Regions from separate parts of the Homo sapiens genome. Here region 1 is linked to region 2. The links are chromatin contacts, found by Hi-C or POLR2A ChIA-PET in ENCODE. All regions are on one chromosome and are shown on one strand. The core of a region is the stretch at or near the end of the contact, and the rest is flanking DNA. Distances in the headings are between cores, read along the strand shown. Region 1 overlaps FBLN7 (fibulin 7). Region 2 holds the start of TMEM87B (transmembrane protein 87B).

Evidence for each region. A loop is a pair of places that touch in the nucleus more often than their neighbours do. ChIA-PET counts read pairs that join two places held with the same protein, here RNA polymerase II (POLR2A). Pooled maps may share reads with other maps.
Region 1: a map of CD8-positive, alpha-beta T cell shows a loop between it and region 2 (4-fold over the local background). The contact joins the enhancer-like site here to the promoter of TMEM87B in region 2. A Hi-C loop is called at or near these places in 6 of 168 maps with a recorded cell type or tissue (CD4-positive, alpha-beta T cell, CD4-positive, alpha-beta memory T cell, CD8-positive, alpha-beta T cell and 1 more) and 10 of 50 pooled maps. POLR2A ChIA-PET finds 5 or more read pairs at or near these places in 9 of 52 experiments (CD4-positive, alpha-beta T cell, CD4-positive, alpha-beta memory T cell, WTC11 and 5 more).

The regions. Positions count from the first base shown.
Region 1 is chr2:112,186,658-112,193,313 of GRCh38, forward strand. FBLN7 (fibulin 7) reads left to right here. Exons shown (of 8, transcript NM_153214.3): 8 at 477-1,561. The coding sequence ends at 849. Among named protein-coding and RNA genes, the nearest start is that of FBLN7, 52 kb to the left of the region's middle. Within about 2 kb of position 1,599, at least 6 of the 41 ENCODE cell types and tissues checked have a DNase peak (open chromatin) inside an H3K27ac peak, as active enhancers do; they include CD4-positive, alpha-beta T cell and CD8-positive, alpha-beta T cell, where a contact is called at or near this core.
Region 2 is chr2:112,050,426-112,057,141 of GRCh38, forward strand. TMEM87B (transmembrane protein 87B) reads left to right here and starts at 4,844. Exons shown (of 19, transcript NM_032824.3): 1 at 4,844-5,331. The coding sequence starts at 5,167. RefSeq lists silencers at 3,836-3,885, 4,086-4,815 and enhancers at 5,546-5,615, 5,646-5,985.

The DNA of each region.
Region 1 (6,656 bases), core at 349-2,848, 130 kb after region 2:
ACATGCTGCTGTGTTTAGGAAGTTCACCGTACACCGTGTGGGAAGCACTGCATTACAGGATGTTGCTGGCTAACTGCTGAGGTCCTGCCATTACTGGGCGAGGTCGCAGCACATGGAGAAAGGGCACCTGGTTTGAATATCAGCATTGCCATTGTTATTTAATATTCCCAGGCTATATTTTTCTGTAAAAATGATAGTAATAGCATAAATAAATGTATGTGCACACACATACACACGTACACAGGTGGGCAGGGAGCACCCTTGAGCAGGAACAGAAGCAGCAGCCCTTCCTTTGCCATGCCTGACACCAGCTACATTCACTCGTCCACAGCTCCATAGCTCCTGGGTGAAGGACCCGTGGCTGGGAAAGGTCATCTAGGTGGCCTCTGCAAGAGGGCAGGTGGGCAGCCGGGTCAGAGCAGCTCTTCATGAGACTCCCCAAGGCTGACTGCCTCCATTTTGCCTCTCCGCTCCAGCCAGTGTGAGCGGAACCCCTGCCCCATGGACAGCAGGCCCTGCCGCCATCTGCCCAAGACCATCTCCTTCCATTACCTCTCTCTGCCTTCCAACCTGAAGACGCCCATCACGCTCTTCCGCATGGCCACAGCCTCTGCCCCCGGCCGAGCTGGGCCCAACAGCCTGCGGTTTGGGATCGTGGGTGGGAACAGCCGCGGCCACTTTGTGATGCAGCGTTCAGACCGGCAGACTGGGGATCTGATCCTTGTGCAGAACCTGGAGGGGCCTCAGACGCTGGAGGTGGACGTCGACATGTCGGAATACCTGGACCGCTCCTTCCAGGCCAACCACGTGTCCAAGGTCACCATCTTTGTATCCCCCTATGACTTCTGAGGGTACACAGGGGCACTGGGGTGTGGAGAGCTGACCTCATTTCTCTTCCCCGAAGGCTCAGCTTCGGGCACCGACTGCGTGGAGCCTCCCGCCTGTTCCCGCCCTCTCACCAGTGCACCCAGGCTTCTAGGGCAGCGTTGCACGGCGCCCCATGGAATAGCACGGAAGAGCAGCCACAAAACTCAACTGCTGCCATCACTCTTTTTTTTTTTCTGCTTTGAGGCCCTTCCCTTAGATTATGCACTAACTTTCTTAAAACTTTTTCATCCAGGGGATGGGTGGCTTTCCAAAATGCTGTGCAAATGGCCTTGTGAGTTTGAACTAGCTGGGGAGAGAAAAGGTGGCAATGTGTGTCAGGTGACTATCAGCCCTTCTGCCTTTTTGTAGCCAGGCTTGCTATGAATGAAACGGTTCTAGTCGTGCGGGGGGCCCTAGTCATGCCTCTGCGCATGTGGCATAGGAAGTGGAGTCTCCTCCCATGACCCAGCACGTTGTTCTTATCTGCCTTTTCCTCTGTGACATGCCTGCCTGCCTGCCTTCTCATCAGAGAGTCACAGGAGGGCCTTAAACCCCACGCAGATCCTTCTAGACCAAGGACCCATTGTTAAAAGCATGGATTCTGCCTGAGTTACTTCCCTTTTGAGAAATCATATCTCAAATACATAACCTGGTAATATAACTGAAAAAATAAAAGTGATTGCTCCTTCCTGCCCGCCTGACTTCTACCTGAGCATGAGACAGCCCACTTCCTTCTAGGAGGGGGTGGCTGACTCTCTTCCTGTCTGGGTTGGATACACTGGAATAAATGAGTCAGAGAACACAGAGGTGATGTTTGGGACTGTTCCACATTATAAATTTGTTTTGACCACATGGGAGATTGGTAAGGACAATACCTGGCCGTGGAGAGTTTAGGAAAATGCTTGAGTTGTCATAGATTCCATGGCCTTTTGTTTCTGATGAATTCACTACAGGGTGACGCCCTCCAGGTGATCAAAGAGAGAAAACACTGGCCAGAGCTGAGTGGGGTGTGGTAGGATGGGGTATGGGGTAGGGTGGGGAAGATCATTCAAGCTAAAACTTAAGAGGTAGCGAAGCTGTAAGAAAGTTTCATTATCTAATTACATGTCAAGCTGCTGGTGAGATTTCCTCACACATATTTTATTTAAATCTTTGTATTTGCCCTGGTATGAGATGGAGCCAGAAGTGTGTCACTAGTTCAATGATCAAGCCCTACATCAAGATGGTTTCTAAGATGGTTTATTCTTGTACTGTTGTTTGGACAAAGGTTGAGACACAGTCAAGAGTTGCTTTTGAAATGTTTCTTCTCCCATGGGCTCAGCTGCGATCTCTAACAACAGAAAAAGGACATGCAAACTAAAGTTACAAGACTTCATTAAAACATTATCCACAGCCTTATGTTTCTAAATGTAGCTATGCTGGGCCAGAAGCCTGCACACCACCCAGTCCCATGTGCACAACACCAGGCGGAAGAGTCTAAGGGCCTGGCCAGGTTCCTGAATGGGAGATGTCACAGCTGTGGGCTAGGGACAGCCCACACATCACACACATCATATGTGAGATATGATGACATATGATGTGGGATATATGTGGGATATATTGAGATATGATGTGTTCAGGGGGACAAGCCTCTCACATGCCAGAAGGTGGGGAGTGTTTGGGGAGTCTCCAGAGCAGGTGCCCTCTAAACTGGTATATGATAGGGCTTTGATGCCAAACAGCCCAGTTTAAAGCAACAATTTCCATCACCAAGATCTGCCGTCATCAAACCTGCTTCCCACTGATGAAATCACGCACCCAGCCCCGGTGCCCACAGCACCAAAGTACAAATGGCTGACTGCTTAGGATGTGGATGATGGCTGTGGACAATGATGGCTGGGCACTTCTTGTGGATGATGTGGATGATGGGTCTTTTGTGGATAATGGCTGGGCACTTCTCCCTGTGGAGTGTCTTGTTCTCTATATGCTCTCTCCTCACTCTCCTCTATGGAATCAACTTTTCTTTTGTCCTTTCAGAGCTCCACTCTGTACTAAGAGTAACTACTGGTTAACCAGAATTCATTTGCACCCCTTTCCAGGTAATATAGTTTCATATTATTTGAGGGAGGGGCTTTAAGACTTTTTATCATGCAAAGTTGCAAACATATGCAAAAGTAGAAAGAATAGTATAATGAACCCCATGTCTGAATCAGTAGCTTCAACAATGAACACATGGCCAACTTGTTTCATCTGCTATCACCCCACCTCATGATGATTCCCAATCCTATCATTTCATCTATAAATATTTTAGAATGTATCTCTAAAAGACAACTTTTAAAAAAAGGATAACCAAAATGCCATTCACATCTAAAACATTAATTCCTTAATACCTTTAAATATTCAGCCATCGTTGACATTTCTCTGAGTGGCTTATATTTTTTTGTTTACTTGCAGTAGGTCTATGCACTGTGATTTATTGATATGCATTTTAAGCCTTTTTTTAATCTGTAGCAGTGGGTCTCACACTTCAGCATATATTGGAATAATCTGAAGGTTTGTTGGAAGACAAAATATAGGGTCATTTATATTGTAGAATTTTTCACAGTATGAGTTTTTCTGAGTGCATCTCTGTCTTCTCTATTTCTTATAAATCTAGAGAGTTAGTCAGATTCAAGTTAGATTTATTTAGGCAAGACTACTTTATTGGTGGTGACAGATGCTTCCAGTAGGAGGAGCAAAATATCTGGTTGCCTCTCTTTTCTGATGTTAGCCCCCGCAGATTGCACAGATCCATTACTTCTGTAGGGATTGCAATTAATATTCTAGTGCTATTGATTTTTTCTTTGTTTATTAGCTGACATACTTTATAAAGAGAAACACACTCTCATCAGTTATTTGGTTACCCTGAGATTTGGTTTGTATAAGAAAAGTAGGATTGATTCTTGGCTTTCCTCCCTTTATTTTTCAGTTTTCAAAATGAGATGGTTCACAGGCATCTTTCCAACATGCCCTGTGAGAGTTGTTTTCTTCTTTGAGTACATTATGAACTCATGGTTGAAACATATCTGATGTTATCATGTGTGTTATCATCTGTATTAATAGTAATTACAGCTACTGTCTTTGTTTTTGCTCAAATTGTTCTATCTTTGGTTCTTGGGAGCTGCTTCGAGGTGGCTGATTCCTTTTGACATGACCCTAGTAGTCTTTTTCATCCTGTATATTTTCTGCCCCTGCCCTGAAATCAGCTGTTTTCTCCCAGTAATCCCTGGTTCCTTCTAGTGGGGGATGGTAATTAGACATCAAGGTCTGAGTGCTCAGAGTGCTCATTGGTAGTGGTTACATCATAGTTTCTTGGCTTTAGTGGCTAGAGCTAGGAAATATGTATTATTAGTATTTTTTAAGATAAAACACTACATGAGTTCATGCTGATACTTCCAATTTAATTCAGGACTACTGTGGGTTTTTTGTTAGTTAGAGGGGAGAACTGGCATAGGGACAGGGTCTCTCTGTGTCACTCAGAGTAGACTGCAATGGTACAACCATAGCTCACTGCAACCTCAAATTCCTGGGCTCAAGCGATCCTTCCACCTCAGCCTCTGAGTAGCTGGGACTACAGGTCCATGCCATTATGCCCAGCAAATTTTTATTTTTTTGTAGTGTTTTCGTTTTATTTTATTTTATTTTATTTTTGAGACAGAGTCCAGCTCTGTTGCCCAGGCTGGAGTGCAGTGGTGCAATCTTGGCTCACTGCAACCTCCACCTCCTGGGTTCAAGTGATTCTCATGCCTCAGCCTCCTGAGTAGCTGGGATTACAGGCATGCACCACCACACCTAGCTAATTTTTGTATTTTCAGTAGAGACAGGGTTTTGCCACGTTGGCCAAGCTGGTCTCAAACTCCTGTCCTCAAGTGGTCTGCCCGCCTCGGCCTCCCAAAGTGCTGGGATTACAGGCATAGCCACCGCGCCTGGCCTTGTTTTCATTTTTAACATAGCTTCATTGATCCTCTATCTGCTCTCTTTCTCTCATTCTGAAAACCTCCTTCTAAACATCACCAAAATAACTACACATTAAAAAAAATTCTTATAAGAACAATGCCAACCTTAACACACAAATGTGATAACTAAAAACAGCTAAAATCATTTTTTTTCTTCAATTCTTTGTGTCCTCAGCATTTATGCGATTAGGGACAGACAGTCAACTTACTGTTGTAAAGTTACTTGGAATGGTTCCCCTCTCTGTGGCATGCTCCAAACTAGAATCAGGATTTACTGATTATACCTCCTTCATTTTCCTGAAATTTTTAGAGATTGCTTTTTAATTTTAACTTTGTTTTATAATTATGTAAACTATTTACATGGTTCCAAAGTCAAATCTACAGAACAAAATGTATTCAGAGTTTATCTTCTGACCGGTTCCCTCCACCCTATTTCCTGCTTCTCTTCTGCTGTAATCAAATTTCCCCTTTTATCCTTCCATTTAAGCAATATAAACAAATGATAAATGATAGCATGCTATTTCACACTTTCCTGGACCCTTCTATTTTGCTTAAAATATTGGCTGTCACTCCATAGAACCATATAGTATGTTTTCCATTGTAATGCTTCATTATGACAGCATACCATTGTTTATTCGACCAGTCACTCCTGATTGACATTTGGGTTGTTTCTAGCCCTTTGCTATTAAAAATATTGCAGCAATATGCATATGTCTTTTTGTATTTTTGCCTTTGTATCTTTAGGGCCAACTTTTCCTCTGTAAGAATTATGTTATTTTCCACCCCCAACAGCAATGTATGAACATTCTTGTTCCTGAATCAAAGAAGGCCCCAGTGACGCCTCCAGTTCTCACATCTGCCCCACCCACCAAACCCTCCTTTGGAAGGACAGAGAGGCCTGAGTGGAGGGGTATTCTACAGCTAGCCCACCTGCCTGACTTGGGTATCTGGGTATCAGTCAGCTGCCACCAGGAAGAGACAAGAGGCAAGCCAAATAGATCCTGGGCACTTGAGCAGTAGAAAGTTAGCTAGGATTCTGGATGGGTTTTAAAAATCACTTTTTAAGAATTATTATACCTACAACACTAGCAAACGAAAAGAAAAATAAGCCAACAATGAAATACCACTGCAGAGTCACAGTCAACTTGATGGGTTTGTTGGGAGTCTGAACATGTGCTCAAGGAGAGAGGAAGTCCCTCGAATGGGTTGCTCACTTTCCACCAACCACTGCCTCAGCTTTACCAAGCTCTCACTGCAGGGATGGAAAGATAAACTTTTATGACTCTTAGCTTGTACATATGAAAATCTCTAAGTGTTTATGAGCTGCGTGAATATTCCTGAATGTCTAGTGCGTTCCAGGCACTGTTCTACTTGCTGAAGTTACAGTGGATAAGATTGCTGAAGACACTGACTTCATGGAGCTTACATTTTGGCAAGGGGACAGAAAATAGATGTGTAAATGAAAAAACGTGTAATGTCAAAGAGGGATGAGAACTACAAAAACAAAAGCAGTGAAAGGTGTTTGTCAGTATATAGTAAATGTATGTGTAATATATGTAATTACAGTCATCCCTTGGTATCTGCAGAGGATGGGCTCCAGGACCCCCCATGGATACCAAAATCCATGGATGCTCAAGTCCCTGATAGAAAAATGGCATAGGGCTGGGTGCGGTGGGTCACACCTGTAATCCCAGCTCTTTGGGTGGCCAAGGCGAGTGGATCACCTGAGGTCAGGAGTTTGAGACCAGCCTGGCCAACATGGTGAAACTCCATCTCTACTAAAAATATAAAAATTAGCTGGGTGTGGTGGCACAT
Region 2 (6,716 bases), core at 3,594-6,093:
ATTAATAGCACTGAATTCAGGATCTCATGATACTTCGTGTTCTCAAATGCCTTTTCATTTCCCTGCACAGCAACCTCTGAACTGTGATTCAGTTTTATAACAGCTGCAATAAACTCCACTAGAGGAAGGACTGGTCTATTGATGGGGGCCTTTCAGTTCTAGCTTACAGTCAACTATTGCCAAATTTTTCCTTATTTGTTCTTTGGACAATTTTTGTTTGCTCCAGGATTTAATTTTTCAAATTAAAAATTATATGGTAGCTGTTTTGTTTGTTTGTTTGTTTGTTTTTCTAAATCCCATAAGACTCAAAAGAGAATGAGTAAAGCACTCTGGCAATCAGTTGACTATCAATCTATTTTTACCAAGTAATCATAAATTTTCCATCTGCTGTGGAGGACACCAAGTTGGATCCCTATATGGGATGTGAGAGGTGTGAGATACTCCCTTCCTTCTTCCTTCCTCCTCCTCCTTCTTAGAAAGGCATATAAATTTTATTAACATATATACAGGGAGAACCACAGAGTGATTACCCCCTTCTTTCTTAGTTTTGGAAATTTTTCTTTTGAAATGATTTCAGACTCAAAGAAAAGTTGCAAGAAGAATACAAAGAACTCCTGCATACTCTTCATTCAAATTGGTTTTATTAGATTATCTTGATAGATAGATAGAGATGGTATACATGTTATACATATATAAAGCTTATATATATAATATATAAAAAGTTTTTTGTAACCACCAAAGAATAAGTTCAGATGTGGTGCCCGCTTACCTTTAAATACTTCAGTGTGCTTTTCTCTAGAAAGAGGACCTTCTCTTAGTGTGATAACGGTGCCATTTTCACATTCAGGAAATTCACATTGACAATACCATTTTCTTAAAGTCCTTGTTCAAATTTCACCAATTGTCTAAAGAATTTTAATAGCAAAAACAATTTTTCTGGTGTAGGCTCCAGACTGCTAGGCCTATATGTCACATTTAGTTATCATGTCTCTTGGGTCTCCTTTAACCTCTAACTTCCTCAGCTGTTTCAAGAACCTGGCATATATATATATATATATATATATATATATATATATATATATATTTTTTTTTTTTTTTTTTTTTTGGTAAATTATACCAGCTAGTTACTTTGTAGAATGTCTTTCAATTTGGGTTGTCTGATGTTTCCTTGTGATTAGATTTAAGTATGTGAATTTTTTCCTCATTTCCTTGAATAGCTTGATTAGATGCATTTTTGCATTTTGGGCATGCATTTTTGGCAGGAATATCACAGAAGTCATGCTGTTTCTTTTCAGTTAATCAAATCATGATACATATCATGTCTGTTTGTCCCAATCCTTGTGGGATTAACCTTGATCATTAAGTTGGTGTCTGCCAGGTATCTCCACTGTATAATTACTGTTTTTCTCTTTGTAATTAATAAGTAATTTTTGGAAGATATTTCCTCATGAAGCTTTTGCCAACTAACTTTAGAATAGAATTGATGATTCTTTCTGAATCAATTTTAATTGTGATAGTTGCCAAATGGTGATATTTTAAATTTGTTATTCCTTCTGCATTTATTAGTTTTCCAACTGTAAGAAAGTGATTTTCTTTCCTATTTATGTAATCATTTATTTATTTATGTTAGTATAGACTCATGGATTCCTATTTGAGTCAATGAGTTACAATCCACTACTATCATTTTGGTGACCAAATTGTCCCAGATCTGGTAAGTGGAAGGGAGCTCCTTCAAACTGGCTCCTATGCCTTTTTGACGTGTCCTCATAATTTTTTACCCACTTCCTTACTTTCTGGCAAAACAAGATTCTCAAGTTCATCATGAATTTCTCTATTCCATTCCTGGGCTCAGCCACTTCTCCAAGGATCCCTGGTTTATTTTAGTGGAGAATGATATTTATAAAGCAAGATCTGGTGCTAGATGTACCTATTGCTACTGGGGTGTCGCTGCTTCTAGGTCCTCCTGGGAATCAGTGCAAGAAAATATAAACACACACACACACACACATATCTACATCTATTTATAAAACTAAATTTTAAAAATGAGTTCACACTGATATCATCAGTTGCAAGCCAGCATTATAGTTCATTCTAACCTTCCTCATTTTCCTTTTTTTTTTTTCCTTTTCTTGCTTTCTTTCTCTTTCTTTCTTTTTTTTGTTTGTGACAGGTTCTGACTCTGTCACACAGGCTGGAGTGCAGGGCTCACTGCAACTTTCGCCTCCCAGGCCCAAGTGATCCTCCCGCCTCAGCTTCTTTGAGTAGCCAGAACCACAGGCACGCCACCACACCTGGCTAATTTTTGTATTTCGTGTAGAGACAGGATTTCGCCATGTTGTCCAGGCTGGTCTCAAACTCCTGAGCTCAAACTATCCACCCGCCTTGACCTCCCAAAGTGCTGGGATTACAGGCGTGCCCAGCCACTGTAAACATCTTACGACCATGGGTGGTGACTGGCAAGAAATGTACCTTGCTAGTTTTAAGATGGAGTTATTTTTAAAATGGTGTCACCCTGGCTCTCCTATGCTCCTGTTTCCCAATTTGACAACCAACACGATCTTTCTGATCAGCTCATCCTTACTTAAAAACCATCATTGGGGCCGGGCGCGGTGGCTCACGCCTGTAATCCCAGCACTTTGGGAGGCCGAGGCAGGCGGATCATGAGGTCAAGAGATCGAGACCATCCTGGCTAACACGGTGAAACCCAGTCTCTACTAAAAAATATAAAAAAATTAGCCTGGCGTGGTGGCTGGCGCCTGTAATCCCAGCTACTCAGGAGGCTGAGGCAGGAGAATGGCGTGAACCAGGAAAGCGGAGCTTGCAGTGAGCCGAGTTCGCGCCAGTGCACTCCAGCCTGGGCGACAGAGCGCGACTCAGTCTCAAAAACAAAACAAAACAAAAAATCATTGCCTCTCCAGTGTTCTTAACTAAAGGTGCCATCTGCCTAACTTAATTTAGGAATGCCTGTATGTTTTGGTACTGTTTAAATATTCCCAGCTTTGCCACTCTCCGTCTCACACCAACATCCAGTCATCTGGAAGATCTTTCCATTCCTCCAGTTCTCTCGTAACTAAAACGATTTCAGACTTACCCCTCACTCCCACAGGTAACTCGCCCTTAACTCTTCTTGTAGAACTTAAATTTCATGTATTGTTCTCTCCTTCTGTCCCTCACTTACTTCCTAAATCTCTGGTGGATGTTCCCCTGTGGTCCTGTTACAGTTATTCTGACCTAAACAGAACTGATCACGTTGCTTACTGGGAAGATGCACATGCAATCTCTAGTGTATAGTAGGTCCTCAATAATTACTGGTGACTGGTAAAGCAGCCAAGGCCTTTGGACTATAAATCGATCTTATTCTACGTTAATAACAATATTAGCACAGGATTCTATTCCCTTGCTGGATATTATTTACATTTGATAATGAATGAACTAATTCTCTTTGACAGCAAAACATGTATTCAGCTTACAGCCGAAAATGCAAGGGAAGGTACACAATAAGACGGATCCAAGCCCTGACCCCTCTGAGCTTTAAGCCAGTCAAGTAACTACTTGTTCTGAAAAGTATTAACTGTCCTATTAACGTTAACCTTCACAACACAATGCCTTGTGTTCAACTGGCCTTGGCCTCAAAGCACTTTCCTGGCACATTCCCTGAATTTAAAGAACGGTTTCCATACAGCTGAGAGGGTCGAGGCAGGGGTAAGTGTAGAAGACGCAAGAAATGGAGACACCCTGGGAACAGAACTCTAGACTGCACTCCAACCGTAGCACTTACTAGGCATTCGACTCCAGGACCTTGACACTCGCGCTCGCTGGCGGCGAGCCCCGCCTCCCCACTGCGCCTCATCTCCCAGACAGGCCCCGCCTCCCCACTCAGGCCCCGCCTCCCCACTCAGGCCCGTCTCCTCACTCAGGCCACGCCTCCCCGCCCAGTCCCGTCTCCGTACTAGGGCTTGCTCCAAGCCCTGCTTCCTCGCCCAACCTGGCCTCCCCACTACGGCCTAACCCCAAGCCCTTCTCGTCCAGCCCCGTCTCCACACTACTGCCTGGTCCTCAACTCCGCCTCCCCACTCCGACCCCATCTCCCTGACCAGCCCCGCCTTTACGCTCAGGCTCCGCCTCCCCGCCGGGTCTTGCCTCCAAATCCCGGCCCCGCCTCCACGCGGCCCCGCCTCCACGCGGCCCCGCCTCCACGCTCGGCCTGGCCCCAAGCTCTTCCTTCCTGGGGCACTCTGTCTCCGCACTCCGGCCTGGTCCCGAGCCCCGCCCCGCCTCCACACGGCCCCGCCACCACACGGCCCCGCCTCCACGCGGCCCCGCCTCCACGCTCGGCCTGGCCCCAAGCTCTTCCTTCCTGGGGCACTCTGTCTCCGCACTCCGGCCTGGTCCCGAGCCCCGCCCCGCCTCCACACGGCCCCGCCTCCACACGGCCCCGCCTCCACACGGCCCCGCCTCCACACGGCCCCGCCTCCACACGGCCCCGCCTCCACACGGCCCCGCCTCCACACGGCCCCGCCTCCACACGGCCCCGCCTCCACACGGCCCCGCCTCCACACGGCCCCGCCTCCACGCTCGGCCTGGCCCCAAGCTCTTCCTTCCTGGGGCACCCTGCCTCCGCACTCCGCCCTGGTCCCGAGCCCCGCCCCGCCTCCACAGTCCCGAGCCCGCCTCCAACCCTGCCCTGTCCCCACACCCAGCTTGGCCCCGAGCCACGCCTCCCACCCCGCCCCCACACTCCCGAGCCCCGCCTCGTCTCCACACTCCGGCGGCGCCTCCCTACCCGGCCCCGCCTCCGCGCTCGGGCTGCCAGCCCTCCCTTGCACGTTCCGGCTCCTCTTCTATCTTCACGCCCACGCTAGGCCCTGAGCCCAGCCTCCACGTCTCGCCGCCAACTCCACATCCTGGCTCCTATCTCTGCCTTCCAGGCATCTCCCAGCTGCACGCTCGGGCCCGGCTCAGAGCCCTAAGCCCTGCCTCCCGGTCCTGGCCGGGTTTCCCAGAACTGCACGGCGCCTCTCCGCCCAGGCCCAAGCGCGAGCCCCTCCTCCACACCCGAGTCCGAGCCCCGCGTCCCGGATTCGGACCCGCCTGCCTGGGGCGGTGCTGCACCAGGTGCGGGTGTGGCAGGCGTCTCGGAGCGCCAGGTGCAGCTTCCTGGTCAAGATGGTCGCCGCCTGCCGCTCGGTAGCCGGGCTCCTGCCACGCCGCCGCCGCTGCTTTCCCGCCCGGGCCCCGCTGCTGCGCGTCGCCCTCTGCCTCCTGTGCTGGACCCCGGCGGCTGTGCGCGCGGTCCCTGAGCTCGGGCTCTGGTTAGAGACAGTCAACGACGTAAGTGGAGTGTCGGGACCCAGGCGTGGCACGTCTCGGGCCGTCAGGGCCGTCGTGCGGCTTCGCTTGACCCCGGGCTTGTTCACCCTGCCTCTGCCGGGTCAGCACCGGGTCCCCTGATACCCTCCCTGAGCCTTTTGTCTGTTACAGCCGGGGAGCGGGGAGCGGCCCCTCCTCCGGCCCGACCTGGGCTGCAGGCAAGAGCCGTCAGGATTGCGCATGGGACGGCCCTCGGGTCCGAGCGCTCGGACTGTTACTGAGGGTCACCATGCCCGACGCCGTGGCCCTCATTCTGCTCTGACATGTTTTGGCTGGATCAGGAATCTCTCGGCACATCTAGCAGCATCTTTGGGATTCGACTCTTCCTGTCCGGATGCAGCCACAGTGGGCCACACCCCTGAGGCCGCAGGGAGGACTTGCCAGCGCTTCAGTTTCTGCATAAACTTAGAAAGCGGGTCTGCCGCTTCCTTAAAAAAAAAAAAGAAAGAAAAAATTTAAATGAGGGGGAAACGTGCAGTAGTCACCCTACCTCTATTTCTCTCTTCTTGAGTTCCTGAATTTCTCTACAGTTCCTGTCACAGTTCCGGGAGAGAGAGTGTGTGTGTAGGTGGGGCGGGACTTGTGATTAGGGAGTGCTTGAAAGGCGAATCTGGAGGCATGAGTGGGTGGAAACTCTTCTTTCCAAGGCAGGCTATTAGAAAACTTGGCGTCTGGTAATTAGAGGAGATGATGTGGGAGAGATGCAGGGGCAGAATTATGGAAAGTCTTGCAAAAGAGAGACAGGAAGTCTGGAAGAGGCATTATCTCCGGCTTCTCTGGGGTCAGATGACTCATCCAGCACTGTTTGGGATGGGTATTTTCCACATGCATGAAATAATGTCCAGGTTCTAAAGATGAGACTTATATTTTGATTTCCTTAACCAGAAAAAGAAAGTAGTTCCAAAGACTACAAATACTTCCCACAACACAAAAGCTACTCAGAGGAACACGCTGGGTATCTTTCTGGATCTTTTAAGACCTAGTGCAGCCATTTCCTCCAGGATTGGATTCTTCTGGGTTGGTGACCTAATTTGTGTGCCAGTTATAGTCTGCACATCTCCATTATTTAATTTCCTGAACGGGAAAAAGTAGAACTCAGTGAACTACTCTCATGGCTTCCTGCTGCTACGATAGTGAATAGTCAATATAACTATATTGGAAGTGAATCAGTTGCATGCATATTGTTGGATTACTTGAACATATCTGTATAGATCTTTGCTAAGTGTACTGTGAACATACCTGCAAAGATCTTTGCCAAGTGTACTTCTTCCTGCATGAGGAAGAGAAGTTTGCTCCTTGAGTGCTGCATGACCTTTAGGCTAATTTTACTCCTGTGTGACCCTGGG